2 separate regions of the Homo sapiens genome follow, and region 2 is linked to region 1. A link is a loop called in an ENCODE intact Hi-C map of the cell type or tissue named here. Cell type or tissue: mammary epithelial cell. All regions are shown on one strand. Each heading gives the region's core, and the rest is flanking DNA. Links, peaks and the distances in the headings are about the cores only.

Evidence for each region. Hi-C counts contacts between places; a loop is a spot of excess contacts. Peaks named below come from ENCODE experiments on the same cell type or tissue, not always from the same donor. Only the 100,000 strongest peaks of a DNase experiment are listed, where the experiment ranks them.
Region 2: it touches region 1 in a loop (10-fold over the local background); 2 of 110 quality-filtered maps call a loop at or near these places.

What each region holds. Positions count from the first base shown.
Region 1 is chr12:45,406,944-45,422,999 of GRCh38, reverse strand. It overlaps ANO6 (anoctamin 6), which reads right to left. Exons shown (of 20, transcript NM_001025356.3): 16 at 13,513-13,643; 17 at 6,096-6,301; 18 at 1,727-1,929; 19 at 1-43. The region is part of intron 5 of LOC105369743 (a long non-coding RNA gene); the gene reads left to right. Among named protein-coding and RNA genes, the nearest start is that of ANO6, 200 kb to the right of the region's middle. In mammary epithelial cell, for the core only: no CTCF peak of the experiment used is centred there; a DNase peak (open chromatin) is centred at 7,439; H3K27ac peaks cover 1,030 bases.
Region 2 is chr12:45,225,668-45,241,723 of GRCh38, reverse strand. All of the region lies in intron 1 of ANO6 (anoctamin 6), which reads right to left. Among named protein-coding and RNA genes, the nearest start is that of ANO6, 18 kb to the right of the region's middle. In mammary epithelial cell, for the core only: no CTCF peak of the experiment used is centred there; DNase peaks (open chromatin) are centred at 5,863, 7,063, 8,583, 9,713 and 1 weaker place; H3K27ac peaks cover 5,642 bases.

The DNA of each region.
Region 1 (16,056 bases), core at 2,775-10,774:
ATACTCCTGGGGGTGTCCAGGTGGGTATCGGAAATCACGATACCTGAAAACAAAATGGAGACATATTGGGAGACAAATCTTTTTGACTGAATACTGTAAACAAAGGCCCCATTTAAAAAGAGGTCATGCCGGGTGCAGTGGCTCATGCCTGTAATCCTAGCACTTTGGGAGGCTGAGGCATGTGGATCACTTGAGGCCAGGAGTGCGACACCAGCCTGGCCACTATGGTAAAACCCCGTCTCTACTAAAAATACAAAAATTAGCCAGGTGTGGTAGCACGTGCTTGTAATCGCAGCTATTTGGTGGCTGAGGCATGAGAATTGCTTGAACCCGAGAGGTGAAGGTTGCAGGGAGCTGATATGGTGTCACTGCACTCCTGTCTGGGCAACAGAGCAGGACGCTGTCTCAAAAAAAAAAAAAAAAGTCATATTTGATTCAATGCTCTTTTAAACTGGACATCACATACATTTTCTCTTAAAGCTCAATTTGGTAACAAAGCCCCAAAATAACTACAGTAGTGCCTCATTTAATATTTAATCAGAGAATGATGGTAATAACATGGTCCATCTTTGTAGAAAAGAATCCATCTTTATAAAAGAACTAAAGTTTTAAATTTGTTCTCCCAACATTTATCCCTGTTTTCTCAAAACAATTCCTGTTTTGGGGATCATATTTATAAATTTATTTATATAATGGTATCATCAGGGTTCACTCAGCTATGGGACTCTCTCTCCTCATACAGAGTGCTATCTGCTTGTTATAATTTTTTACCTAATTCTTTGTTGTCAGATATCAAGTGTTAACTGCTGTTAGTGTATCTTCCTCAGGTAGGACATCTCTAATTTTATGCCTGTAAGCTATTAAACCTAGAAGAGTTTAATTTCTGATTAGAATTGTGGAAAGTAAGAATAAGCAGATTTGATGCAGAATTGTAAAGAGGCTCCACTAGGTGTAACACAAACATTTATTTTGGGCTTATTTCTGGTTTCCTGGTTGCATCATTGAGAATCTGAGTTAGTGAAGGCTTTGAGGAGTTGGACTAAATAAACTTTAAAGCCTCCTATTTTAGGTAAAACTCTATGGTCCAGGAAAAAAGGTTGATGACCTACAGTTCACAAACTTTATCAATTGGTAATTTACCTGGTACATACTGTCCACTGTTGAACTCACCAGCCATTAAAATCGATGCAGAGAACTTTGGAATATTTTTAGATAATACTGTTCAGCTGAGATTTCACATCTCTTATCTTTGTATGTCCCTGTTATGTGAGGTGCTAGTTTGCCATCATTCAATATCTTCAGATTGTGCTTGAATAACACAATAGTATTAACAACTGAATTATCTTGGTTCTTGGACCTCTTGAAGTTTCTCTATTTCTATGACTTTTCTTTGGAATCAATCTCCCTGTAATCGTTTGAAACTCTCAACTTTAAATCTTTATGGTTTGGTCTGAAAGTTTTACCCCTGGTCTGAAAGTTTTACCCCTAGTCTTCATTAACTTTTTAATAAATATACATATATATACATTTTCTGAGTTTCACTCAAGAGAAAGCTATGGGGAAAAAATGTCTCTAGCAGCTTGATTTAAATGACACCAAAGCACCTGATTGATCCTGAAGTTATAAAGAAATAAAAATTTTAAAAATGACACCAAACAGAATTAAGTCACAAGAAAAACCCTTTTAAAGATGAAGTGCATTTTTAAACAAGTAAAGCAGAACTTGCCTGCATGTGGTATGGTTACCCAGGTCAGAGTACGGGTTTCCCTTGCTTTTGTTTTTGAAGTCTGCGACTTTGAAGATGGAGAGAGTGTTGTTGATGTACCCTTCCATGGTGTAGGAAGTGTGGTCCCCGTAGGGAGGGACGGAGAAGGACCAGTAGTACACTAGGCGGGGGATCATGTCCGACGTGAAAGCTATGATCATGGCCTATTTTGGGAGAAAAACAAAGCGAAAATGAAGTTATAGTTTTTTGTTTTTGAGACGGAGTCTCGCTCTTGCTGCCCAGGCTGCATGGCACGATCTCGGCTCACTGCAACCTCCACCTCTTGGGTTCAAAAAATTCTCCTGCCTCAGCCTCCTGAGTAGCTGGGATTACAGGCACGTGCCACCACGCCTGGCTAATTTTTGTACTTTTAGTAGAGACAGGGTTTTGTCATGTTGGCCAGGCTGGTCTTGAACTCCTGGTCTCGAACTCCTGGTCTCAGGTGATCTGCCCACCTCAGCCTCCCAAAGTGCTGGGATTACAGGCGTGAGCCACTGCACCTGGCCGAAGTTATAGTTTGTATAGGTCAGGTTAACAAATATGCCAGAATTACTATTTTCATCGTGTCAATTTTTTTTAAAGATTCAGAAATCTTAATTTTTTCTTAACTGCAAAATATATGCAGATAGTGAGATAAGATCTTGCTCTGTTGCCCAGGCTGGAGTGCACTGGCATGATCACAGCTCACTGTAACCTCGAACTCCTTGGTTCAAGTGATCCTCCTGAGTAGCTAGAATTACAGGTACACTCCACCATGCCTGGCTAATCTTTAAACATTTTTTGTAGAGATAGGGTCTTACTATGTTGTCTAGCCTAGTCTGGAACTCCTGGCCTCAAGCAATCCTCTCAGCCTCTCCAAGTGCTGGGATTATAGGTACGAGCCACTGATCTCAGCCTAGAAGACTTGCACATGTAATCAGAGTCAACATTATGAAAATAATTGAGCTTTATATAATTGATTTAGCTCTTTTCATAAACACAGAAGGTAAACTGCATGTTTTCCTTGATCTAAATTTAAATAATGACCTCTAAGTTCACTTTTTTCCTGTATAGTATTATGACTTGTTTACACAAGTCAAACCATGACCTGATTTGTTTTAAACTCTCAGTACATGGTTATGTTTGTTGCTTCATTATAGAGTGTGAGCATTTATTAATTTTAACAAAATTTGGGTAGTAGAATTATATTGGGGTTGTCCCATTCATAGTCAAACAATAATGTCTGTTTAGTCTGATCTAGTATCTAAGTCTCTAAACTTCAAAAAGATTAAGTGGATGAAGTTATGAAAATTATAAGTTGAACAACAACATACAGAAAATTTAGTATGTTCCTAGATAAAAGGAGTAAATATGGGCCAATCATAAACCTGTGTATCAGAGAGACATCTATTAGGAGGTAAAGCTATTCTGAATTATATGAATTTTCTCTAAAATTCTTTAATTTGGGCTTTAAACTCTCCAGTGTGTAAAACTGGTTGGAAGGAAGGAGAAAGGATTTTTACTTTAAACCAAATTCTATGTGAATAAAACAGCTAAATGATTGTCATTGATGAAGCAGAAAAGTAGACATGTTTTTGGCTTAACATGATTTTTAATAGTATTCATCTGAACATATGGTTTAGGCATAGTGAGACCACAAACCAAATCTCAGGCAAAGCAAGAAAAAACAATTAGGGGGCTTTTCTATTACAAAATTTCCCTCACTAGAACCAGCTTTGTCATTTCCTCTGATGTGAAAAATGTACATATACATATGAGTGTGTTTCTGCCTGTCAGTACTGGGGAGCCACACGAATATTTTACCTTTTTTCCCTCAGATTTCAATAGATTAAATTTTGCTATTATCATTTAACTCAACTATATCTTTTTATAGAATCACTGGCAGATGTGCATCAGAAGCTACAAAAAATTCCAACAAGGAAGATAATTCTATTGTCTTCTGACAAGATACTTTTCTTCCTGAATTGAGCTGCTCTGAGAGACATGCTGCAAGAGCACAAATAAATGCAGTGTGTTTCATTTCCCATGCTGTTCTGCACACAGTTTTCCATTTATATAAAAATAAATTAAAATTGGTCTTCAATAACAGATGCTCTGGCATGATACAACAATGTCAATTCAGCTTATTTATTGAACCAGCAGCTTTAAAATGAATGATTTTATACCAAATTCCTGCTTGATGCCCACTCTCATCCTGGTGGTTATTCTCTTTTTGTAGACAGTAGGTTGTGAGATACACACTGGGTGTTTGAGGGAATAAGACACACATTTAATGCTTGCACAAGCACACATATAAACATAGATGTCTATGTATGTGGATGTATAACTGCCATCTTGGAAGTATAACAAATCCTAATATGGAAAAAGGGATTGCCCATAGTTTAATCAATGTCACAAATCTAATAAGCAGTTTTCCTAGGTTAAGTGATAAGAAAAAGCCATTATTGGATAAGAACCAATAGCACCAATTAGCCAGAGTGAATGTCTGTACACATACACACACTGAGTCGCCTTGGAAACAGCCAATCCTCCATCTGTGCTCATGGAGTAGAGCCATGGCATGGATGCTGGGAAAAGGTACCTAATACAATCAATCTAGAATGCTTGAGGAATAGGGAGAGTTTGAGTCAACTGAATTTTCTGGTTAGTTGAAGGTAAAATAAAAACCCTTTTAGTTTCAAACTTTGTTGCTGAAAATTTTCTTAAAGCACACAAGTCCATGTTCTTGTCCAGCTTAGTGTACTAGAGCATATTGAACGTGCTGTCATGTTCATTGTTTTATGACTGAGGAACTTGAAAGGCCTCACTGCCATTTTTCTAAACAGCAGTCTTCATTTTGCAGCACAGTAGATGTTGAAGGTGTGGGGTACCTGGGTGAAAGGAAACTGACATACCCCAGTAGTTGGTTTTTGTGTGCGATTTGCAACTTTCTCCAAATAGTACAGATAGCATGCAATTCAGATAAATGTACGGTTCTGGGGTAGGGATGACAGCTAGGTTCCAGATAACTTGTTTTATTGTATAAAACTGTAACCATTGTCCAGACAGTGGTTGCTTTTGGAATTCCTGTGCCTCCAATTGGGGTACCTGTCAGAGTCCTCACAGCGTTACTGTTAATAACAATGATGAGTAATGAAGATGATAAAATAACAGCAGCTAACATTCAATAGAAACGAGGCTTCATGCATTAACTCAATGAATTCCCTAACACTGTGGTTGGTATGTACTATTCTTATGATATGTGGTAGGGAATTAATAATTTTACAAATAATAAAATAGGGCTCTGGAGTGGTAAGGCCTGGCTCAAGATCATGCAGCTCAGAGCTACAGTGCTGGGAAGTGGAGTTCGGGTCTACCTGACTCTAGAGCCTACAGTGCTCAGTAACTTCCCTCATCCAGAGCCTAAACTACAGGCACTGCCAACTTCTGTTGTTTTGGCTGGGGACTCAGGGAAGATGTGGCTTAAGAAAACAAAACTGGGGAATCACTTTGTTAGGGAGGTTCACCTGGGAGTGAGACTGTCAGTGAAATATGGGAGGAAATGGCCCTAGTTTTGGGATACTTCTTGGGAAGGTGGTCCTCTAATGGGCTGGCATGAAAATTGCATTGCCTGAGAACTTCCTGTGTGCCTGTACATAAAAATGACACTGTTCAGATGGCCCATAATCAATGAATACAGGCTGTAAACAACTGAGTTCTGTCCCCTCACAGCTGGGATACATACAGGGCATGAGGCTGCTTCAGCCAATGACCAAAGCATGGTGAGCAAAGACCTAAGGGTGGGGTGGGAAGGGTGATGAAACCCACCCACCTTCCTCCTTTAAGAGCTGCTGCTCTGGAGTCAAGGAAGGTAATTAGGAGTGCACAAAGTGTTTATACTTCACCATCAGAGTCAATATTTTAGGGTGATGCTTTGGAATATGTAGTAGTAAAATATGGTAGAATGATCTTATTTTAGGGCCCTCAAACTCTAAATGAACAGATTTCTACCCACATTATAAAAAAAACATTTTCTGATAACTCCTTTTATAGTTATGTGAGGATTAAAAGTGTTAGTACTTCTTATCATTACCATATTTCATACTGAATAAAAACTTTAGCAAATGAGCAATAACAGTACCTGTATAGGAGGTCTTGACAGTTAAAAATAATTATATACAAAATGAAAATACATTTAACAAGTGGTTATATATAGCAACTATATCATTTATGTGGATGACAGACTTAGCATCTTCCTCTCATTTTAAAAAACACTAAACATTTGATTCCTTAGGTAGCAAATCTAATGCATCTTCAAGGTCTTTACTCTGTAAAGCTTAGGTCTACTCACATTGGTCACCACAGCCAGAATTGCTATTCCTTGCATGATGGGCTGCCATGCTCCAATGTCTTGGGCTTTCTCTGGTACCAGGCGTCTAAACTGGGTGGTCAGTTTCCATGCGTCCACTCTTATTTCCAATATATTGTTCACGAGAGCCAACAGAGGGGCCAGTGGAAAAGAGGCCACAAATAAGGTGACGAACCCAAACTGAATAACTGTCAATGGAATGGACACACATCATGGAGTGGTGGTGGATGGAAGGACAACATATTTTCCTTTACTCTTGAAAGAGAAAGGCAAACGAACTAAATCCCAGAGAGAAAACACATCTGTGGTAAATAATAATTTAGTGTTCAACAGTGAAAGAATTCAAACAAAACACAAATATAAAATCTCTGGAAAGAAGATTAATTATAGCCTGTTTCTTTCACATGTATACACTTAATAGGAACAATATATTTAGACATCTTTAGTCAACCAGAATTATTCGCTGGTAATAAACTTGAGACATCATAAGCATATTATTCATTCTCAGTGTTGAAATAGAATGTTGAAAGAAGATTTGTGGTTTAGGATTTTTTTTTTAAGAAAAAAGAAATATTGTGGCATTATCTAACAAGTTAAAGACAAAAAGAAATGGACCCATGGGAAGGCTATACTTAGAGAACGTTAGAAGAAATATGCTGAGAACAAGCAAATGAGTGAGCTCCCCTGAGTCTGCAAATGCAAATGCAGTGCATTCAGAGAATTTGACAGTAATAGAAATCACAGAAATATATGTGATAAAAGTGTCTTAATAAATTATAATATCCTTCCTTAAGAATCTTGAAGTTAGTTGCAGTCCTTGTGGTCATAATAAGTCAAAATTTGAGTGGTGGCTTAGAAGTTCTTTTCTCCTTGTTTGTAATTGACACGGCCTTATTAAAAATGGGGCAGCAGAGATTTTGGGGTAAGTGATACCACGGAGAGGAAGAAGTAAGAAAATATCCTCAAGTTTTAGACCCTGCCCTCCTAACTGGCAGACCTTCAGAGGAAACATCTACAGATATGTAACTAAAACTGTGGATGGGAGGAAAACATAGAGTTCCATTAGGCCTCATGCTCAGACAAGGGGCAGGGATGACTCTGTCAGGAAGGGCAAGGCTGTGGAGGGTGTGGCGAGGCAAGCAGAGCTGGCATTTGCTTCTGGTCAGAGAGCCAAAGGGCATGTTGCAGAAGAGCAGACAGGGCTAGAAGGATCCAGTAAGTCCCACAGGCCAGGCAGGAACACTCATGCAGAGAAGTCAGCCAGGCAAGGACCAGAGTTGGTGATGCTACAGAGTCATGAGCAGCAGCAATAAGCAGTGATGTCAACTTCCCTATGACTCACCCAACCCTAAATAACTCATCAGCCCGCAGGGCATGCAAGTAATAGCCATGTGTGGAGTCAGCCCGTCAACTGTGGTAAACTAGCAAGCGTGTGTCCTATGGAAAGGGACAGCTCATAGTTGCCATGTTGGAATGAGGGCTCCATGTTGCCAGATCTCCTGATTGTTCAAGAGAAGCCAGAGATTAGGATTATGTTATCAGTAAACCTTGTTAAAAATCCAAAAGAGAAAAGATACCATTTATAATGACAACAAAAGCATAAACTATTTAGAAATAAATTAATGAGAAAACTAAGACCACTATGATAATTGACTTAAGAAAAAACAAATAATGATGAATGAATGAGTGGTAGGATGTGCCAAACTCTTGATTGGGCAAACTTGAATTCAGGGACATATCAAATTTTTTTTCCACAAAATAATTTAGAATTCTAATGTAAATTCTGTTAGTAATCCCAAATGGATTTAAGAAAAAAAAGCTGACAGGTCAGCCAGGCATGGCAGCTAATCTCTGTAATCCCAGCACTTTGGGAGGCTGAGGCGGGAGGATTATTTGAGCCCAGGAGTTTGAGACCAGCCTAGGCAACATACCCTGTCTCTACAAAAAATACAAAAATTAGCTGGGCATGGTGGTACGAGCCTGTAGTCTCAGCTACCCAGGAGGATGAGGTGGGAGGATTGCTTTAGATGAGGAGGCGGAGGTTGCAGTGAGCCGGGATTGTGCCACTGCACTCCAGCCTGGGCAACAGGGCGAGACCCTGTCTTTCAAAGAAAGAAAAGAAAAGCTGAAAAGTGATACTAAAGTTCTTCAAGAAATATAAACAGGTAAAATAATGAACAGGGATGTTTGCATAGACAGTATTGGGAACATTGTGAAAAAATAAAATGGGATAGCTCTGGGAGATATTGAGTGTATTATAATGCTATGGTAATTGAAACAGTTTAGAACTAGTATATGAATAGATAGTATGAATTAACCAGGGTGAATTTTAAGAGGAGATGCAAATATTCATGGGTTTTTATATATTATAAAGTGATACTTTGAAGCAGTGGATGCAAGTATTGACACAGCTAGCTAAGTCATGGGAAAAATTGGTATGGGGCCATCACTTCTGACACCAAAATAAATTCCAGATGGATTAAAAATATTATATTAAAAATAAAACACCAGAAAAAGCCCATATAATTTGTTCTGATATTCAAGTGAGAAAAATTTTATAAGCAACTTTTGAAACCAAGAATAACAACAACAAAAAGTCAACGCAAAACACCCACTGAAAAAAAAACAACCCTTGCCTGCAACTTTTTCATAATCCTATACTGCTCTCTAATGCTTTCTCTGCTTGCTTCTACATGTTACAGTTGAGTTTTCTGAAGGAAGTGTCCACCTTCACAACAAGTGGTAGAGTAACTACTCCCTGAAGCCCCGCATCCTGCTGAGACCCTCACCACTGCACTGGACCTACTCTTGCTAACTTTGCCAGTGGCTGCATGTTCATAAGCTGATGTTCCTTTTCAGTCCTGATTTTTGTGATTTCTTGTAACATGGCCATAAGAAATGTACGGCCAAGATTTATGTGACATGGTCAAACAGTCCCCCTGCTGTGGAATATTTGTTTCCCCTTGATTTCTTTTTTACTTAGTTTTAAAAAGTCAAAATATATATTGAAAAACAAAAAAACTAAAAAAGCCCTACCTAGCTATAGCACTGCTTCCACTTCCCAACCCAGGTCTAGCAATTAGGACTTGTGTAGGTGCTGGCTCTTCCTTTCTTCCCCCTCTGTATTTCCCATTATGCCCCTTTTCCATCATGTCCAAATTCCTCTGAAGCAACGTTATCATCTCCCAAGCCTTCTCTGTGTTGACACAACTCTGCTAGACTTCTTCCCACTGCTCTGCTCTTCTTTTTCTTTGTGAGCCTCCCTCACTCTTCACTCTTCAAATGTCCCTTTACCCCCGGGCCTCATCATCAATTCTCTGTCCATCTCTCTTGATATTCCTGCTAGGCATGCCTGATTCACCCTCGTGGCCTCACCCATGGCTCCTCTGAGCTCCTGACTGTTGTGTCCAACTTTCTAATGGACATTGCCTTTCAGATGTTTTCATGCTAAAAATATCCAACACTTAGGCATTTCCTAGAGAACAGCTCCTCTCCTTATGTTCTGCCCTGCATATATGGTCTCCTGGAAGTTATCTTAATTTTATTCCTCATCTGCTATGCAATTCACCGCTTTAACACTTACCAAATCCATCTCCCTCTCTCTACTCCTATGCCCACTATTTAGGCACCTATCACTTGTTGTCTGGGTTACCTGCTGTAGCCTCCTAAATCATCTCCCTCCCACCACGAATCTCATCCAAAATATTATCTTCCATTCTGCTGCGTGATTGATCTTATTCCACATAAATGTTATGCAGTTATCTTGTTTACAAATATTCCAGTGGATCCTAATTTCTTTAAGAATAAAGTTCAAGTCCTCAGGCTAAGCACACCAGACCCATCATGATATGGCCCCTGCCTACCTGATATTCCCACCTGTGAGTCCTTTGTTCACTTGCCATTCTTTGATCAAGCTATTGTACTTTTAAATATGTCCACCTCTCCACACAAAATGTCCATTCTCTTCACCATACTTTAGATAACTAACTTCCATTCACCCTTCAAAATCCAGTTCAAATATCACCTGCTCAAGGAAGTCTGATTAGCATTCTCCTTAACCATGCACCAAGCGCTGAGCTCCGTGAGGGGAGGGACCAAGTGCCCTGGTATCCCCAGCAACTGAGAGTGTTTGGCACAGCAAGTGCTTAATAAATGTTTAATGGATGAATGAGTGAATGAATGAATGAACAAATGAAGAGCTGGAGGACTGCAAATCCTCCCAATTACCTAGTTGCCCTTTTGGAAAGCTCATCCTGCAAAGGTTAGGAGACTTCATGGCAGGTGATGGGCTCGAACCAAGCAGAGATGAGAGCATGAAGGGAAGAAGGCCTGAGTCCTGGAGAGTGCAGCAGAGGCATCGGTGGGTTCAGCATAGGAGGAAGAAAAAGAAAGGGGTACGAGGAGCTGCTGAAGAATAGCTGATCTTCATTACATGGAGAAAATCATATATGAAGGTCATTGTTTTAGCAGATTTTAAAAAATTAACTTGGAGACAGATGAAAGTGAGATCAAGGTACCACGGCAAGGGTGGAAGAGGCAGTGCCAGAGACAAACAGGGCCCACTCATCACTTCAGTGCACTCTGTTTATGGCACTTGCCCACCAGGAAGGCCTCATCAAGTTCTCAGGACACCTGTGTCTGCAGTACATTACTGAGTACAAAACAGTATTTATGGCTTCCAGGTTTGAATACAGACAACTACGTTTATTATGTTCTGTGTCTGTGTACTTGGAGTCAGGAACACTCTTAGAGAAGCAATTTGGGTTAACAGCTCAGAGTTACTCCAATAATCTCAAAGGATGGTGGGAAATTCACTAAATAAAAAACGTTTCACTCAAACAGGTCATACAGAACTTGGTGAGAAGTGGGTGAAGGATGTTAATGTGAAATCAACTAACAGTTTTATATGTGTGTTGGAGCTCCAAGTTCAAGTTGCTTAAATGTTTATGAGTATAAGGTTCCAGGCACTGGCGCTCTAGCAGAGGACGCAGTAGCTGCCTCCATCGGGCTCGGTGCAATGGGGAGAGAGGCAGGCACAGAGCGTATACCACCACGGCAGGCAGCAGGTGCTGCTAACACCTAGAAGAAAAGAGCAGCAAAGCTGTCTGAAAAGTTCAGGGGCCCAGCTGAGGCTCAGCAGGACTTGTCAGGTAGGAAAGAAGGAAAGAGAGTTGAGCCTGGGTGCAAGGCCAAGCAAGCCTGGAGGCTTGCTTTCCGGAAGATGTTTCCCTTAAGCAGTTAGAGCCACAATTTAAAAGGTAGATGGTGGTGTTGTTAAGGAATATGGGGAAATGGGAAGGAGGGGACTGTGTGGTGGTGAGACCAATACCAAAGGCACTCAATGTTTATTTCTAGGGAAATGAAAACAATTCAAAAGGCACTTGGAAATTATGTCTCTCACAGACTAGAAGGACAAAACACAGATTTCACTCTCCTGTTGCCCACACAGTGACAGACTGCCTACTCCCAGAAATTCAGAAATCAAGTTTTCTAAGTCATTAGATACTATTTAGATAACAGGAAAACAACCTAATAAACCTAAAAATCTGTCTATAACAGCTGTTATTCTATACTTTCTTGTAGGGCAGGATGAGGCAGAATTATTTGGTTGATAACTATTTTAAAGAGCCTATGAAACTCTAAAAGTCCTATCAACTTCTCCCCAAAGCACATGACCATATAACTTTCCCTTCTGATGTCATTTATTTGACTAATCAACTACAGAAAAATAACTTTTTAAAAATAATAAATGACATTCTGCCCCAGGATTTTTAAAAATGCTGTTAATAGTTCCAATAAGAAATATTTACAATTATGACTCATTTTTGAACAACAGGTAATTGTCTTACAGTCCTTCTGAAAATCAGCAGAATAATAACTAACTAAGGACAGCTTCTACATATGTACTGCAGCTACACCCTTAATAAAACCTGGTCACAAAACATAACAAAGCAAAAATGAAATTCAAAACAGGCTCCAGGCTGCTGCAAAGTACTGTTGACTAAAGAAGCCACAAGATGAACCTTTTACTCATTGAAGGAAGCAGATGTGTTTCCATGTATAATGTATATTTTTAAAAGCAATTATTTTATATATAGAATGTGATTTAATAAAAACCACCTTCTAACTGCAGACTTGTAAACAGGAACCACAAAGGGGTGTCTTTGCCAACATGCAAAGCCCTGTGCATAAATGCAAAGCCTGTCAACAAAAATGATGTGTTTCTTTTTCTATTCTCCTAAGCTTAAAAAAAACTGTAATTGAATGCAATGGTTAGCTGAAAGGGCACAGATAAAAACCATGTAAATTGTTAGCCATCTATTAGATATAAGCGTGTCATGCATAATACAAAAGGTGGTGTTTCCTATGGAAATCTATTTTGAGATGCTTCCGTTTAAAGGCAACTGAGAGGTCAAAATCAAGTTCTACTGAAAAGAATTAAGAGTCCAAGCAAATAATATAAAAATGGACCAAGGCATTTAGGAAAGAGAGGACCTGTGCTAAATCTTAATTCCAGACCAGCACAATGGTTCCAAATTCAGGCCAGTTATGAGCCATGAAGTCACTCAAGGAACCAGGCAGAAACCACTGGCCAGAAGAAATAGGCTGTCAAAGGCAGGCATGAGATGTGAAAGTGGGCATCCCGGGACCATTCCTGCCACGAAGCTGCATGCTCCTGCAGGCTTGCTTAACTGACTCAGTTCAGAACTGTATCGGCCAACAGCTGTGCCTGCACGGACTCCAGGCCAAGCTGAATCACATCTAATTACAGTTGCTGAGTTCATTCTCAGACAACATGATTAGAATGCTTTAAGAATTCGTGGTAAAGATGGCCGGGCCCAGTGGCTTATGCGTGTAATCCCAGCACTTTGGAAGGCTAAGGTGGGTGGATCATTTGAGCCCAGGAGTTTGAGACTAGCCTGGACAACATGGTGAAACCCTGTCAGTACTAAAAGTCCAAAAATAAGCTGGGTGTGGTGGCGCATGCCTGTAATCCCGGCTACTCAGGAGGCTGAGGCAGGAGAATTGCTTGAACCTGGGAGGTGGAGGTTGCAGTGAGCCACGATTGTACCACCACACTCCAGCCTGGGCTACAGAGTGAGACTCTGTCTCAAAAAAAACAAACAAAAAGAATTAATGGTAAAGATGTACCTCAATGAATATTCCATTTCATTGCCCAGTAATAAATTTCTAGCTTTTTACAACATAAATATTGACAAAGACATACATGACCACCTTATCTGAAAGCTGGATTGTATAATTTTATCTAGTGGAGAAAAACATACTCTTCTTCATTTCAATATGCTAAATGTTAATATGGCTCAATAACAGATGCTTTTGGTATCCACAACATACTCTAACATGTTTTATATCACTAAAAACTTCACTAACAACTTACTCATTTCAAGATATTCATAAAATAATCCCAGTTTGCCCATAGGCTGCAGATGGTAGTCCTGTTCCCATCGTGGGGTTATCTTTTCTGATCCAGAAACTCTGTGAAATCGCCCAATTAGATTCATGATCCAGCTGCCAAAAAGAACAATTTATAAATTAGAACGAATATTATCAGGCCAAGGTCATAAAAATATTTTGCTGCTATCTCAAAGCTGCACAAGTAATCTTCCCAATAAACTATTTTTTTGTTTGCATGCTAAATTTGTTTTTATTTCTGCCTCCTTATTCCAAAATATTTTGAAAAATAGGACTACACACCAGGGTTTACCAAAGCTGCAGCTGCTACTATTTTTTTCTCCTACTTTTTCCCTATGGGCAGCTTAATTTTTAAAAGGCATGTTCCTTTATTTGATTAACTTCAGTTGTTTGTTTTTTCATTTCCCCCTTATCATTCAAAATAGTCTTGCCAGTATGAAAATCAACAGAGAAAACAAGGTAGAGTATGTGAGCTGGTGGTAAGTGCTGTGGAGAAAACTAAGCAGGGCAGGGAGTGCTTGCATTTGTGTCTAGGGAGGTGGCCAGTGAAGGTCTCCTTCAGAATGATGTTGAATAAGGATGTGAAGGAGACAAAGGAGTGGGAAACCTGGGGGAAGAAGTCCCAGGCAGAGGGAACGGTGATGACAGAGACCCTGAGGCAGGAGCAGGTCTCCATGGTTCACAGACAGCACGCAGGGTAGGAATAAGAGACCACTGTCAGGATCTGGGCATTTTTTTCCTCGGAGGGAAATGAGGAGCCATTGGAGGGCACCAAGTAGGAAAGTGACATAATCTGACTTTAGATAAAATAGGTCCAATTCCTATTTTAAGCTGAATCATTTAAGGACCAGAGGAGTGAAACGCCTCCTCCAGGTCATAGTGCAGAGCTAGGAGAAAACAGCCTGGACTGCGTCCCAGCGCTCTGTCCACCCGTGGATACTGCCCCGCTGAGCTACCCACTGTCTCTTTTTTATGTCATGTTTTTTTCCCTATCTCAGAATCCTTGTGGCTAAGTGCTTCCCCCCTTTTTATGGCAATTTGTCTGGAAAAGAAATCTGAGTTGGCAGTAAAATGAGGTGTGCACCTGTGGCATAGAGAACTGTTGTCCCCTCAAGCAACTGCCAGCTTGTGGTTTACCTGTGGAGTCATCAGAAGAGGCATAACAACAACTCCAAATACAGATCTAACATCTGGATACACTGGCTGATTAAACATGTGGGTGTGGACTTCAAACTCTGACAATGAGAAGGCATCGCATGATGGTTAAGGACAGTTATTGCAAGAAAACCAGGCAGACCCTCATCCTCTCCATCACATGTGCACACGTGCACACCCAGCCAGCATAAGACAGGCAGTACAAACGGCTCACTCTGCTGGGTTTCCCACTGCTATTGATCTCAGGGCTCACTTTTCACTGACTGCTACTGAAGCTTTACTCAGGGGAAATTATCTCTACTACAGGAGACGTCTCTGACCTCACAATCTTTCCCCACTTCTTTCTTTTTGATGATGTTAGAGAGGCAGCAGGAGGCTGTGGAAAGTGGATGGGATATGAGTTCAGACACCCCTGAATCTGAATCCACACTCTATTTCTTAGCTGGTTAACTTTGGTAAAAAAATAAAACGGGGTGATAAAACCTACATTGCCCAGGGCTGCTGTCAGGATTAAATGATTCAAAATAGGTAACGGATGTAGCACGTTTCCTAACACATCAAAACCTGCTGAATGGGATTTTCTGTTGAGCAATACAGGCTGCACTGGCTGAGGCCAAGTGTAAATATGGCCTATATTACGTAGACTCTTGGCTCAGTTATCCAGGCCACCTGGATCAGTGGTTCCCACTTCAGCACATACAAGCATGACATGGAATGCTTGTGAGTAGTGCAGCTTCCTGTGCTCCCAACTAAAAGGTCTGAGATAAGCTCCAGAATCTGCAGTTTTGCAGTCATTCCGGGGGGGGGGGGGGGGGTGACTCAGGTAGCACCAAGGACCACACATGTCCATCACCCTTCATGACACCGAACTCTAAGGTCACTGGGTGTGGTTTCTATTTGTTTATACTTTGCTTTGCCTCCCAAACTTCTAGCCTCCGCCTCTTGCTGAATCCTTTCCATGCCCTCAGAGAAGCAGGTCTTTTTCTGTCTGGGCTCTAAATCACATCAAAGCTCAGATTCAGGATGAAACTTCTGTCCTGGCAACTACTTGTGTCAGCTGGCGCTTCCGTCTCATATCAGGTCATCTTAGAAGTCTTTCTTACTAGCTTTCATTTCTGAGTTACAGATGCTGAGCCTCTTGTTTGGTTTTCCTGAGTTGAACCACTCATGTTTGGGTTTTCTATTGGTCTGTGTTTCTAGTGCAGGGAGCTCAATCTTGACTTCACATGAGAATCACCCACAGAACTTTTAGAAAAATATACACACCAGATACGTTTTCCCTGGCCAAGGCTAGAAGCAGGGGTTACAAAATAATTTCCATAGGAATTTACCATGTGTATTGTCATAGCCACAT
Region 2 (16,056 bases), core at 3,666-11,665, 180 kb after region 1:
GTAGGTCACCAACATCAAAGACCAAAGGTAGATAAAACCACAAAGATGGGAAGAAACCAGAGCAGAAAAGCTGAAAATTCTAAAAACCAGAGCGCCTGTTCTCCTCCAAAAGATCGCAGTTCCTCACCAGCAAAGGAACAAAGCTGGACGGAGAATGACTTTGACGAGTTGACAGAAGTAGGCTTCAGAATGTCGGTAATAACAAACTTCTCTGAGCTAAAAGTTTATGTTCTAATCCATCCAAGGAAACTAAAAACCTTGAAAAAAGGTTAGATGAATGGCTAACTAGAATAACCAGTGTAGAGAAGACCTTAAATGACCTGATGGAGCCGAAAACCATGGTATGAGAACTTTGTGACGCATGCAGAAGCTTCAATAGCTGATTTGATCAAGTGGAAGAAATGATATCAGTGATTGAAGATCAAATGAATGAAATAAAGCAAGAAGACAAGATTAGAGAAAAAAGAAGAAAAAGAAACGAACAAAGCCTCCAAGAAATATGGGACTATGTGAAAAGACCAAATCTATGTTTGATTGGTGTACCTGAAAGTGACAGGGAGAATGGAACTAAATTGGAAAACACTCTGCAGGATATTATCCAGGAGAACTTCTCCAACCTAGCAAGGCAGGCCAACATTCAAATTCAGGGAATACAGAGAACACCACAAAGATACTCCTCAAGAAGAGCAACCTCAAGACACATAATTGTCAGATTCACCAAGGTTGAAATGAAGGAAAAAATGTGAAGGGCAGCCAGAGAGAAAGGTCGGGTTACCCACAAAGGGAAGCCCATCAGACAAACAGCGCATCTCTCAGCAGAAACCCTACAGCCAGAAAAGAGTGGGGGCCAATATTCAACATTGTTAAAGAAAAGAATTTTCAACCCAGAATCTCATATCCAGCCAAACTAAGCTTCATAAGTGAAGGAGAAATAAAATCCTTTACAGACAAGCAAATGCTGAGACATTTTGTCACCACCAGGCCTGCCTTACAAGAGCTCCTGAAGGAAGCACTAAACATAGAAAGGAACAACCAGTACCAGCCACTGCAAAAACATGCCAAATTGTAAAGACCATCAATGCTATGAAGAAAGTGCCTCAATTAACGGTCAAAATAACCAGCGAAGATCATAATGACGGGATCAAATTTACACATAACAATATTAACCTTAAATGTAAATAGGTTAAATGCCCCAGTTAAAAGACACAGACTGGCAAATTGGATAAAGAGCCAAGACCCATCAGTGTGCTGAATTCAGGAGACCCATCTCAAGTGCAGAGACACACACAGGCTCAAAATAAAGGATGGAGGAAGATCTACCAAGCAAATGGAAAGCAAAAAAAAAAAAAAAAAAAAAAAAAAAAAAAAAAAATCAGGGGTTGCAATCCTAGTCTCTGATAAAACAGACATTAAACGAACAAAGATCAAAAGAGACAAAGAAAGCCATTACATAATGGTAAAGGGATCAATTCAACAAGAAGAACTAACTCTCTTAAATATATACGCACCCAATACAGGAGCACCCAGATTCATAAAGCAAGTCCTTGGAGACCTACAAAGAGACTTAGACTCCCACACAATAATAACAGAAGACTTTAACACCCCACTGTCAATATTAGACAGATCAACGAGAACGAAGGTTAACAAGGATATCCAGGACTTGAAGTCAGCTCTGCACTAAGCAGACCTAATAGACAGCTGCAGAATTCTCCATCCCAAATCAACAGAATATACATTCTTCTCAGCACCATATAGCACTTATACTAAAATTGACCACATAATTGGAAGTAAAGCACTCCTCAGCAAATGTAGAAGAACAGAAATCACAACAAACTGTCTCTCAGACCATAGTGCAATCAAATTAGAACTCAGGATTAAGAAACTCACTCAAAACCACACAACTACATGGAAACTGAACAACCTGCTCCTGAATTACTGGGTACGTAACAAAATGAAGGCAGAAATAAAGAACAAAGACATAACGTACCAGAATCTCTGGGACACATTTAAAGCAGTGTGCAGAGGGAAATTTATAGCACTAAATGCCCACAAGAGAAAGCAGGAAAGATCTAAAATCGACACCCTAACATCACAATTAAAAGAACTAGAGAAGCAAGAGCAAACACATTCAAAAGCTAGCAGAAGACAAGAAATAACTAAGATCAGAGCAGAACTAAAGGAAACAGAAACACAAAAAACCCTTCAAAAAAAAAAAATCAATGAATCCAGGAGCTGGTTTTCTGAAAAGATCAACAAAATTGATAGACCGCTAGCAAGACTAATCAAGAAGAAAAGGGAGAAGAATCAAATAGATGCAATAAAAAATGATAAAGTGGATATCACCACCAATCCAACAGGAATACAAACTACCATCAGAGAATACTACAAACACACCCACACAAATAAACTAGAAAATCTAGAAGAAATGGATAAATTCCTGGACACATACAACTTCCCAAGACTAAACCAGGAATAAGTTGAATCTCTGCATAGACCAATAACAGGCTCTGAAATTGAGGCAATAATTTATAGCTACCAACCAAAAAAAGTCCAGGACCAGATGGATTCACAGCCAAATTCTACCAGAAGTATAAAGAGGAGCTGGTACCATTCCTTCTGAAACTATTCCAATCAATAGAAAAAGAGGGAATCCTCCCTAACTCATTTTATGAGGCCAGCATCATCCTGATACCAAAGCCTGGCAGATATACAAGAAAGAAAGAGAATTTTAGATCAATATCCCTGATGAACATCGATACAGAAATCCTCAATAAAATACTGACAAACCAAATCCAGCAGCACATCAAAAAGCTTATCCAACATGATCAAATCAGCTTCATCCCTGGGATGCAAGGCTAGTTTAACATACACAAATCAATAAACGTAATCCATCACATAAACAGAACCAATGACAAAAACCACATGATTATCTCAATAGATGCAGAAAAGGCCTTCAACAAAATTCAACAGCCCTTCATGCTAAAAACTCTCAATAAACTAGGTATTGATGGAACATATCTCAAAATAATAAGAGCTATTTATGACAAACCCACAGCCAATATCATACTGAATGGGCAAAAACTGGAAGCATTCCCTTTGAAAACCGGCACAAGACTAGGATGCCCTCTCTTACCACTCCTATTTAACACAGTGTTGGAAGTTCTGGCAATCAGGCAAGAGAAAGGAATAAAGAGTATTAAATTAGGAAATGAGAAAGTCAGACTGTCCCTGTTTGTAGATGACATGATTGTATATTTAGAAAACCCTACCATCAGCCAAGCACAGTGGCTCCCACCTCTAATCCCAGCACTTTGGGAGGCTGAGGCATGCAGATCACCTGAGGTTGGGAGTTCGAGACCAGCCTGGCCAATATGGTGAAACCCCGTCTCTACTAAAAATAGAAAAATTAGCCGGTCATGCTGGCAGGTGCCTGTAATCCCAGCTACTTGGGAGACTGAGGCAGGAGAATCACTTGAACCCGGGAGGCAGAGCTTGCAGTGAGCCGAGATCCTGCCACTGCACTCCAGCCTGGGCGACAGAGTGAGACTCTGTCTCAAAAAAAAAAAAAAAAAGAAAAAGAAAAAGAAAACCCCATCATCTCAGCCCAAAATCTCCTTAAGCTGATAAGCAACTTCAGCAAAGTCTCAGGATACAAAATCAATGTGCAAAAATCACAAGCATTCCTATACACCAATATCAGACAGAGAGCCAAATCATGAGTGAACTCCCATTCACAACTGCTACAAAGAGAATAAAATAGCTAGGAATCCAACTTACAAGAGATGTGAGGGACCTCTTCAAGGAGAACTACAAATCACTGCTCAATGAAATAAAAGAGGACGCAAACAAATGGAAGAACATTCCATGCTCATGGGTAGGAAGAATCAATATTGTGAAAACGGCCATACTGCCCAAGGTAATTTACAGATTCAATGCCATCCCCATCAAGCTACCAATGACTTTCTTCACAGAATTGGAAAAAACTACTTTAAAGTTCATATGGAACCAAAAAAAGGCCCACATTGCCAAGACAATCCTAAGCCAAAAGAACAAAGCTGGAGGCATCACGCTACCTGACTTCAAACTATACTACAAGCCTACAGTAACCAAAACAGCATGGTACTGGTACCAAAACAGAGATATAGACCAATGGAACAGAACAGAGGCCTCAGAAATAACACCACACATCTACAACCAACTGATCTTTGACAAACTTGACAAAAACAAGAAATGGGGAAAGGATTCCTTATTTAATAAATGGTGCTGGGAAAACTGGCTAGCCATATGTAGAAAACTGAAACTGGATCCCTTCCTTACACCTTATACAAAAATTAATTCAAGATGGATTAAAGACTTAAGTTAGACCTAAAACCATAAAATCCCTAGAAGAAAACCTAGGCAATACCATTCAGGACATAGGCATCAGCAAGGACTTCATGTCTAAAACACCAGAAGCAATGGCAACATAAGCCAAAATAGACAAATGGGATCTAATTCAACTAAAGAGCTTCTGCACAGTGAAAGAAACTACCATCAGAGTGAACAGGCAACCTACAGAATGGGAGAAAATTTTTGCAATCTGCCCATCTGACAAAGGGCTACTATCCAGAATCTACAAAGAATTCAAATTTACAAGAAAAAAACAAATGACACCATCAAAAAGTGGGTAAAGGATATGAACAGACACTTCTCAAAAGAAGACATTTATGCAGCCAACAGAAACATGAAAAAATGCTCATCATCCCCCGTCATCAGAGAAATGCAAATAAAAACCACAATGAGATACCAACCCACACCAGTTAGAATGGCGATCATTAAAAAGTCAGGGAACAACAGATGCTGGAGAGGATATGGAGAAATAGGAATACTTTTACACTGTTGGTGGGAGTGAAAATTAGTTCAACCATTGTGGAAGACAGTGTGGCAATTCCTCAAGGATCTAGAACTAGAAATACCATTTGACCCAGCCATCCCATTACTGGGTATATACCCAAAGGATTATAAATCATTCTACTATGAAGACACATGCACACGTATGTTTATTGCAGCACTATTCACAATAGCAAAGACTTGGAACCAACCCAAATGTCCATCAGTGGTAGACTGGATTAAGAAAATGTGGCACATATACACCGTGGAATACTATGCAACCATAAAAAAGGATGAGCTCATGTCCTTTGCAGGGACATGGATGAAGCTGGAAACCATCATTCTCAGCAAACTATCACAAGGACAGAAAACCAAACTCATGTTCTCATTTATAGTTGGGAATTGAACAATGAGAACACTTGGACACAGGGTGGGGAACAGCACACACCAGGGCCTATTAGAAGGTGGGGGGCTGCAGGAGGGATATCATCAGGAGAAATACTTTATGTAAATGATGAGTTGATAGGTGCAGCAAACCAACATGGTACATGTATACCTATGTAACAAACCTAAATGTTGTGCACATGTACCCTAGAACTTAAAAAAATAATAATAATAATTAACAACTGACAGTGGCACATACAGTAGCTCTACCATTAATTTGACAATAAACTCTACAGGTTACCTCTTCACAGAATTTATCACTTTTTGAAAATTAAAATTTGAGCCAGATGTCTTCTAAATTCTGTTATATCACAACAGGATTGGGGCTATTTTGCCTATGCATGCACCTGTAACTAATTTCCTTCTCCTGAGGCAGAGAGGACCCTTCTCCCCTTCATATGTAGCCTCTTTCACTTCCAAGGACAGTCAGCCTGATCCAGCCAGGATCCCGGAAGGGGCACTGGAGGCTGCCTGGAAGAACTTGCCCCAAGGGTGGATTAAATACCTGGGAACACACCCAGCTCACAGCTGGAGGAAGGCCACCTGGGATGAGGCAGTCACCCAGAAATGTAGAGACAGACAGGCATGCTAGTTCAGGAATGCCGTCAGTGTGAGGGAGGGAAGGAAAAAGCCAGGAGTAGTTCTCAACTTTTTGGACTCCTGGTACACTTCCAAATACTGGAATTTTTGACTAGGGGACTTTTCTTGAAGCTGTTTTTGCACAAGACTGAGAAAATATCCATTTTCCATACTGAAGAATGAGGAGAATGCTCAAGAGCCACAGGTGCTGGAGTTAAAAGGCGGCATACCACCAAGCCTCCTTGCTAGTTCTGCTCAGATGTCATGCCACTCAACTAGGTCATTCCTCAGCCCTGAGAAGCTGCTTTTGAATAGAATTGTTTACTGCCAGGCCTGGATTTCTATTATGCCCAGGAGGTGGTTTTCCCACATTGCAGTAAACATTTGATCTTTCTTACGTGCCAAGCTGAAGTTAAGCCTCCCATCTCTTATTGCAGGAAACTGTACCCCACTCTTATTCACAGCCCTACTTAGAACAGACAGCACAATATGACTAAGGAAGACTTGTGAAAATACAACAGTTTCATCACAATTTAGGGCTAAGATTTAAGATACCACCAGTATGACAGCTAAAGAAGGGAACAGAAAAGTACAGCTCCTGTCACTAAATCTGTAGGCACAGACAGGCCACAACCAGAGTCTGCTACAGGAAGGAGGAGAAGTAGCACCACATTGGAGAGGACTTTATTTCCAGGGCAAGAGGGTGATTAGGAAACACTGACAAGAGCAACACAGAATCCAAAGAACTAAAGAGACTGAGGTCCTAGGCATGTTTCTGAGATAGGAGTTTGAACAACTGAGGAGGAAAAGGACAAGCCAAATTATTAGAACTGAAAGGTTACTGCTGGACTGATAGTAAACACTGACAAGAGCAACACAGAATCCAAAGAACTAAAGAGACTGAGGTCCTAGGCATGTTTCTGAGAAAGGAGTCTGAACAACTGAGGAGGAAAAGGACAAGCCAAATTATTAGAACTGAAAGGTTACTGCTGGACTGATAGTAAATGCTGAATTGTCTCATCTTGCCTGCCTGGAGTCAGAATTGGTTCCAGAGACTGGAATGTAGCTGAGCTAGGAAGTGGGAATCAAAAGCCCAGGGGTGGGGGTGGGGGGTTCTGTCAAGGCTGGAATTCAGTGAGAGCCTAAAGCCTGTTTTAACTCAGGCAGGGAAGATGACTAAGAGTGGAAACCAGGCTCGAAAAATCATGAGTCATTCTTAAAAGAAACCAACATCAGTGTCAGTAACTTCCCTGGGAACTTGGAAAAGGGGCCTGAACAAATATTTTGGAATCTAATATCCTGCACCAACACTGAACTGCTCCTTCATTTGGATAGGTCACTCTAACTTTTCCGTTCTCAGAGCTCTTTCAGTTACCAAACGAGACTAACAATATCTGTTTGCAATATTTTTACCAGTAAAAAAAAATCAGTAGGAAAAAAGGTGACCTTCTGGAGAAATAAATTATTACACATGAACTCCTTATACATAGGGAGAGTCTGCAAACAGTTCCCTCCGAACCAGTGTCACACTCATCAGTAAACTCATCAGTGCAATAATCCTCAGAATGAATGTGCAGTTCAGTTTCACAATTACAGCAGGACAATTAAAATCTGAATTTCTGTAAAATGAGATAGGAGTGAATTTTCCTCACACATTCTCTTCCAACTTAAGAACACATTTGCTAATTTCCTATAATTGGCAAGGCATTATGTGAACTGCTTAAAGAGATTACAAAAATAACTAAGACCAAAAGCTACCTGACTTTAAAGTAAAAACAGAATTAGAAGGTTAAGGATTGTTAGTCTGCTACCTATAAGAAACGAATACTTCAAGATTTAATTCAAAATACATTTTCTAGATATTCTTATAGTTCCAATACACTAGATTACTACTGATATCTATAACACAGATGAATCCCCAGAAAGATTGTGCTAAGTGAAGCCAGGCACAAAAAACTACATTTTACATGATTTCTTTAGAACGAAGCTCAAGAATGGGCAAAATCAATTTATGGAGGAAGTCTTTAAGTGCTTGCAGGGACCATGTGGAGGAAGGTTGACATGAAAGGGGTACAAGGGTGCTGGAAATGTCCTCCATCTCTTGTTTTGGGTGGTGGCTATACAACTGTCATAACTTAAACAGTTAACAGTACATTTTACTATATGTAAAATATGCTTTTACAATGTTAACCAAAAATATCACTGGACTAAATAAGCAGTACTAGGAATAGAGGGTTCAGACAAGAGCACAGGCAAAAGATAATGTTAATATTTCTTATACTTGATCTCAATGGCATTTATAAAGACAATATTCCCAATTTGAAAGGAATTAGAGGTATTAGATATAACAATAATACAGATATATTACCTGCTAGTTTCAATCACATATGAAAGATCCCTACACAGAAAAATAAGTCACAGGACTGTTTAACAGCAAGTGATAACAGAATTTGCAACCCTTTATTTTTTGCCCTATGAACTGAAAACAAAGCAAGCTTTAATTTGCATCTTCCATATCACTCTATTACTAGGGTGCTTTGGCTATTCACAGGGGAGGAAATCCCCAGTGTGATTCTCTAATATTAGGATTTTTCATGGGCAACAAATATTGAGAGAAGCATATCAGAGTCATCAGTAGGTATTTTCCACCCTCACAGATTGTGATTCATGCCCTACGTGCTTGGTTGTGACTCCCAGCCGAAGTCAGGTTAAACTCTTCCTCCAGACAGGAATGAGTCACATCCCACAGCCAGTAGAGTAGAAGTCTGGAGAGCCATTTCTGGCTGAGAATCCAGAGGCCCGTTGGCTTCTAGCTCCCTGCCTCTCCCTTCCTCAAGAGGAAAAGATGGAGTGCAGGGAACAGATGTACCTGCTCCCTCTCTTTCTTCCTCCTTTGGAAACTTCCGGAAGCTACACAGAATTGCTGCGGTCCAAGCTCTCCATGGCCTCTCCTTTAGCACAAGAAAGGAAGATAATTATGCTAAACTGAAATGCAAAGAAAGAATGAAGAGAACTGGGGTGACTGACCGAGTTTTGTTGCCTTCCAACCCAGGGCTATTATTTCAGCAAGGAACAAAGGGGCACTGGAACCACTAGCAATAGTACCACTTTGCAAGGTGCATTAACAGCTGTAGAAATCATTATAAACAAAACCTCTGCATGGTGAATTCCCTGAGTACGACTGGACTTGTGAGCCTGAAAGCATTTGTGGTGTTTTACGCAGTAATCTAATGTACATCTTGAGCCTTCTCATAGACCTGTTTTGTAAAGAGTTGATAATCTAAGGCCATGTTATTTTTAGAATTATAAAAATAACAGGTGCACTTGTCAGCCATCTCCCAGTGAGAGCCCATTCCCTTGAACTAGTTTTGGATATGCCCAGGTTCTGTTCTCAGCTATCCTGGTTCAGTCTCTTTTTTCACGATCTTTAAATATAATCTGCTGTTATTCTGTTGGTATGTTTGTCTTCCCTGCTAGGCTGCCTACTTTGAGAACAGGGGCCACTTCAGTCTTCTTTGTTGCTCAATTTCTAGTACCTAACACAACACCTGACATACAGAAGGTGCTGAACAGATATCAGGTAAATGAATGCATTTCTGTGTACATTTTTAGTTTTTATTTTATCACTTATTAGAATATAAGCTCTATTGAAGATGGGATCCTATCTGCTTCCTTATCTCTACACCTTAAATATACCGCACATATTTACTGAATAAAGATTGTGAGGCAAGATAAATCCAGTGCTCTAAGCTAAATGAAATCTCTATGCACATGACTTTTTCAAAAAGTAGTGGGCTTGATTTATGAAGATGACTCATTGCTACCAAATTCCAGTCAGCTTTCAGATGATTTTTTTCTTTGCCAAATAATCTAGTAAAGATGGTGACTGAACTCTTCCAAATAAGTATTTTGAAGTATAAAACAGGCCACTAGCCACAGTAAAGGCAACTGTAACTCTCAGGAAAACCATGATTACCCATGGCTCAAAAGCCTTTTGCTGTGTTTGCTTACCCTTGGAGCAGATAAAAGGCCTGTTTGGAAATGTTCATGTCTCCTCTATGATTTGTAGGCTGTGATATGCCCGTTATAGAAGCATGTACCCAGTGGTCACTAAGTACTATTTAAATTTAAATGGAGGCAGAAAATATGAGATGGTCTGGCAATCTTCCAAATAGAGTACAGCCTGAAATCCAGTGGACAACGAGAACTGCAATTCTAAATGCAGTAAGAGAAAGATGGAATTTTGGCTTTCATAGAAAAAGTAACTCCTATGAAAGGCTTAAATATAAAGTGAATAATCTTAAACTCTACTTCATTTGGGGATAAAAACAGCCTTCTTCCTTTCATTTTGCTCTCACCTACCCAAATGATATGGAATGTCTAAACTTTTCTTAGGTCTGATAATGCTGAAGAGGGCCTGCCAGTGTTTAAGTTCTAACATTTGGTTATAGGTTGAGTCACTCCCAACTTTCAAGCATACAAAATGACAAGCATTAATTCACGTACCTATTTTGCAAATTAGATAGAGAGTATTTCATTTTTTATATCAGTAAATTTGAAATGACTCAAACTACCAGGGTAATAACTTGTGTGTTCATTTTGCCTGGTATTATATTAATCTCTTTTAATAAGTTATATTTGATATCAAACTTTAACAATACTTAAGGAATAAAAATTCTAGTTTTGTAGGAAAATTAAACATTTTAGAATTTTTCCTTCTTTTTTGAGACAGAATCTTGTTTTGTGGCCCAGGCTGGAGCGCAGTGGTGTGATATTGGTTCACTGCAGTCTCCGCCTCCTGGGCTCAAGCAGTCCTCCCACCTCAGCCTCCCGAGTAGCTGGGACTACAGGCATGCACCACCACTCTTGGCTAATTTTTATATTTTTGTAGAGACAAGGTTTCGTCAAGTTGCCCAGGCTGGTCTTGAACTCCTGGGGAACTACAGGTATAAGCTGCTGCACCCAGCCTAAAATTTTTCCTTTAAAAATAACCATTGAAATAAGTAAAAACTACAAATATTCCTTTATTAAAAATTCACATGATCAATATCAAGAACACTACTTTTTAGACCTTAATACAAGACACTTTAAAATCTTAAATTTGCTAAATTAAGAAATGCTCTTATTCCATAGATATTTTCTTTAGTAGAAAGACTATCAAAATGTCATCTGATTCTATTATGAACCTTACCTTTCATACTAAAATTATATATTTAAAGTGATACAATTCTGTTGTGAAATGCATCTACTGGAAAATGCAATTTTATTTAAATGACCTCACTTATATTTCTCCGTTTAGTTGTTTTACAATGACCATGCAAGGAACCATCCCTTGTATATTTTATATATATCAATTATGTATTTTGTATATATAATTTATATTTTATATATGTTAAATATTTTATACATATTAATATTATAATAGTCCAAGTAGAGTATCATTACCCCTTCTGTATTATCCCTACATTTTTCTGATATGGAAACCAAGGCCCCAAAGTTATAAGAAGCTGCTCAAGACCAGGTCCTTTTCAGTCATATCACATAGCTCTTCAATAATCATTATCTTTTATTCATTTACCCATAGATTTAACAAAAACTTACTGATTGCCTACTACGCATCAGGCACTATGCTGCTCACTGAAGTGAAAGTTTTCCTCAAGATACTCCCAGTTTAATGGAAAAGACAAAAAGTGACAATGAGCTGTATAAGTGGAAGGAACAGCCTTGGGGGAAAGGCGAAATCTCTAATAAAAAACAAAAGAGGTAAGACTGGGTTAAGACTTAGGTAAAAGCAACTACCCACAATATTAATAATGTTACCTTATAATTATTGGAAGGCTTTCACTGTATCAGGCACCATCATCCTGCAAAGTGAGATTTTTAAATGGCATTCTTCATTTGATACAACCGTTTCGTATGAAGTAGGTTCTAACATTCGTTCCATCTTACGGGTGGGGGGTGGGCGGGAAGTTGTGTTAATCATTCAGGGTCACATGGCTGATGAATGTCTAGGCCAGAATTTGAACTCAAATCTGTCTAAAACCAAAGCTTAAGTAGTGGCAGGTCTCCATCTCTGTGCAGAGCCAGGCTAAGCTGTCTGATGAAAATAATGGGACAGAGGTAGAATTAAAAAAACTAAAATAAGGCTGGGCGCAGTGGCTCACGCCTGTAATCCCAGCACTTTGGGAGGCCAAGGCAGGCGGATCACAAGGTAAAGAGATCGAGACCATCCTGGCCAACATGGTGAAACCCCGTCTCTATTAAAAGCATAAAAATTAGCTGGGCGTGATGGCAGGCGCCTGTAGTCCCAGCTACTCGGGAGGCTGAGGCAGGAGACTCGCTTGAACCCAGGAGGTGGAGGTTGCAGTGAGCTGAGATCACGCCATTGCACTCCAGCCTGGGCGACAGAGTGAGACACTGTCTCAAAAAAAAAAAAAAAAACTAAAAATAAAAAAAACTGAGGAGATTGATAGACAGCCCAAGAATAAGAAAAGAGGCTGACATGGGAACATTAAAAGGATCACAGGCCAGCGTGGAAGCCCATTTCTTCCTCAACATAGCTCTCCACAGTACATACAGCAGGGTGCCTGTCCACACCCTTGGCCAAATTAAGGTGAGGCTATCTATATCTGTAACAGATGGCAGAAATAATCTTTCACCACAGAGAAGAGTATCCTTTTCTTTTAATCTCCATAAGTACTTATAATCTAATTCAGGTTTTCAGCTTCTCATCCCGGACCCTGAGAAAAGATCACCTTCACCTCATCTGTAATACCCACACTTAGCTGGGGGCTTGGAAGGTGGATCTGCTCCAGTACATGGCCTAGTCTCTCCTTCTCCCCTCCAGACCCAAGTGGCTATAGATTACCACAGCATTACCATAGTTCTGAGACTGTGCAGGGATATGAGGGTGGATGAGAAGAAGGTCCTGTCTCAGAGACCCAAGATAATCTCCAATTTTAGAAGATTCTTAGAGAAATGAGGGGCAGAAACTGATGCTGCCTGCATACACAACAGTTGACAACTGGCAAGGTGGAACGTGAGTGGGAAGGATGAAGAGGTCAAACAGGTTTTAAACATGAAGTCAAGATCCTTTCCCCCAGGTGCTACCTGACTGCCCTGCCTCCACCAAATACTGCCCTCCCACTAGCGAACAGTGAGCTCTGAAAGATTCCTCCGTATTTCCATGTCTCCAGTCCTAAGAACAGAATCATGTAGAACTCTAACCACGAGATTCTCACTATTAATCTTCCCTCCTCTGTTCTCCTGTGATATTCTAAAGACTCGAACTGTAATAAAAGCTATAACTTCTTAAATGTTTCCTTCCGCACTTTTTGTGCATACAACTATACAATGACACAAAGGAGCATGCATACTTTAATTAGAACTGCTTGGGCAGGTGCAGTGGCTCACACCTGTAATCTCAGCACTTTGAGAGGCTGAGGCGGGAGGACTGCTTGAGCCCAAGAGTTTGGGACCAGCTGGGCAACATAGTGAGACCAATCTCTAATAATAAAAAAAAAAAAAAAAAAAAAAAAAAGGAGGGCCTGGTGCATACCTGTGGTCCCAGATACGCAGGAGGTTGAGGTAAGAGGATCAATTGAGTCTGGGAGTCAATGCTACAGTGAGCCATGATTGCGCTACTCCACTACTGCACTTCAGCCCTGGCAACAGAAAGAGACCCTGTCAAAAAAAAAAAAAAAAAAAACAACACAAAAAGCCTAGGAGAATAGGATAGGCCACAGGGACCACTGATGGAACTATAATCCCTACATTCATGAGCCATTTATTGGGAGCCACTGTGTGTCAGCCCCTAGGATCTTTTGCTAAGATTTCCCTGAAAGAGATTCCCCCTAAAATAGTTTCTTGGCATCAACAGAATATTGTCAGTCTGCCCAAAGATCTGCAAGATAGGAAAAAACACACACAATAATTATCGCTTTGCTCTTTGCAGAAACCACATGCAATTCTTCAACCACCTTTATCTTTAAATGCATGTGTCTGCAGCACAGCCACTGTCATTACCCTTAATCTGACACTTACACTTGTTGAGCAGTTCCTACAGGCATAATACCACTATTGAGCAGTTCCTATATGCATAACATGATAGAAAGCAACAAAAATGGACAGCAATGTTTGATGGGAAAAGACTTAGTGATCAGGAGTTAAAAGTAGCAGTTTCCATGACAGTTTTATCTAAAAAAAAAAGAAAAAGAAAAAGAATTTATTATGAGGGTGATAATGTAACTGCCCTCATAAGTGTCTAAGTGAAAAGGGCCCCTTGTCCAGTACTGTGCATACCACCTCGCATCCTCCCAGCAACCACACAGGACTGAAGAAACAGGCTCAGAGAGGCTGAGAAGCTTGTGTCATTCAATCAATTCTAGGGGACATGGCACAAGGTGCTAGGTGACCATAAACTGAGGTCATCTGACCGTAAGACTTTCCTCTTCACTCCTTAACACTCTATATCAACAGCAGCCAATTACCTATATAAGTTCATCTTTCCTCCTTTTACTTTTCTTTCTTCTTAAGCAGCATCTAAGATCAGTAAACGGTTTCTTTACTATGGGTATCACTTTGGGAGGCCAAGGCGGGTGGATCACTTGAGGTCAGGAGCTCAAGACCAGCCTGGCCAACATGGTGAAACCTTGTCTCTACTAAAAATACAAAAAATTAGCCAGGCATGGTGGCGTGCACCTGTAATCCCAGTTACTCGGGAGCCTGAGGCAGGAGAATAGCTTGAACCCAGGAGGCAGAGGTTTCAGTGAGCCAAGATCGTGCCACTGCACTCCAGCCTGGGCAACAGAGCAAGACTCCATCTTCAAAAAAAAAAAAAAAAAAAAAGAAAATGATAATTTTTGTTAATTTTTTTAAATAAAGAATATCTTATGTTTTATGCAATTTAGGCATTCACAGCTTGTTTAATAGGAAGAAACAATGCAATTGTTTCAAATCATAATATAAATTATAATAAAAATTTTTAAATAATGTTAAGGATCTTATTGAGTTTCATATGCAGAGAAAATGTATTATCTTTCTTTAGAATTTAGTGGGAAATATATTTTTCTTAAAAATTTAGTACAAATCAGAAAAAAAGCATGTATAAGACTGTGACTATGTGACACCACAAGAAAACTTTAGCCATCATTTTGTTTGTGCAAAGCCAAAGATTATTTTTCAAACATCTAGATAGAATGTCTACAGAAATCACAAAAAATTCAATTATATAAACAAAATCTTAGTTTAGATAAAACAAGCTTTATAAATAAGCCTGTAATTTGCATAATTGTACTCTGTAAAAGAACATCTATTTGCATGGCTTTGACCTAAGGCTAAAGTTCTGCCAAAGTTATAATAAATATTAGAAAAGAGAACTTTAAGTGCCAATGTCCCTTTTTTTTTCAATTTCAAGTATTTGTACTTTAAAATAGTGTGGGAAATAGTAGAATTCCAATGTACTATTATGAAAGCATTAGATATAAAAGCAACATTTGGACTTCACAAAAGAATACATTTTCTTTCACTTGTATTTCTGGCTGATGAATAACTTACTGCAGCAAGATCTTTCAATTAGTATTCAAACATGTAGCCAGGGCAATAATAATTACCATGGCAGAGAAAGTTGCCTATTAACCCTTCAACTTGTCTTCTATGCAAGTGTTCCATCTGATGTGTTTTGGCTGAACAGTATTTGAATTGCTCTTTGGTCCATGTCCAAAATATTCTATTGTTGACATACTCATCTACCAGTATTCTTCAAACTGCTTTTTGGGATGGATGCTAATTAATTTTAGTTGCAATGACCAAAATACAAAACTAAAGAAAAAAAAATAATGTCATAAGACAATCATTTGGCTGAATAAAATTCCTTCAATCTGTATCTTTACATATGATTTACCAATCAGTTGAGTAGTACATTTCGTTGGCTAAAGGTAATTGGAAATATTTTCTGTTCTAAAATTGACTACTCTTGCACAGACCCAGCCCTGAATTCATTATAATCAGACAGCTTAAATCATATGGCATGCAAAGCTTCCATTAAAATCTAAAAATGTCTCACGCCTGTAATCCCAGCACTTTGGAAGGCCGAGGCGGGAGGATAACGAAGTCAGGAGATCAAGACCAACCTGGTTAACAGGGTGAAACCCCGTCTCTACTAAA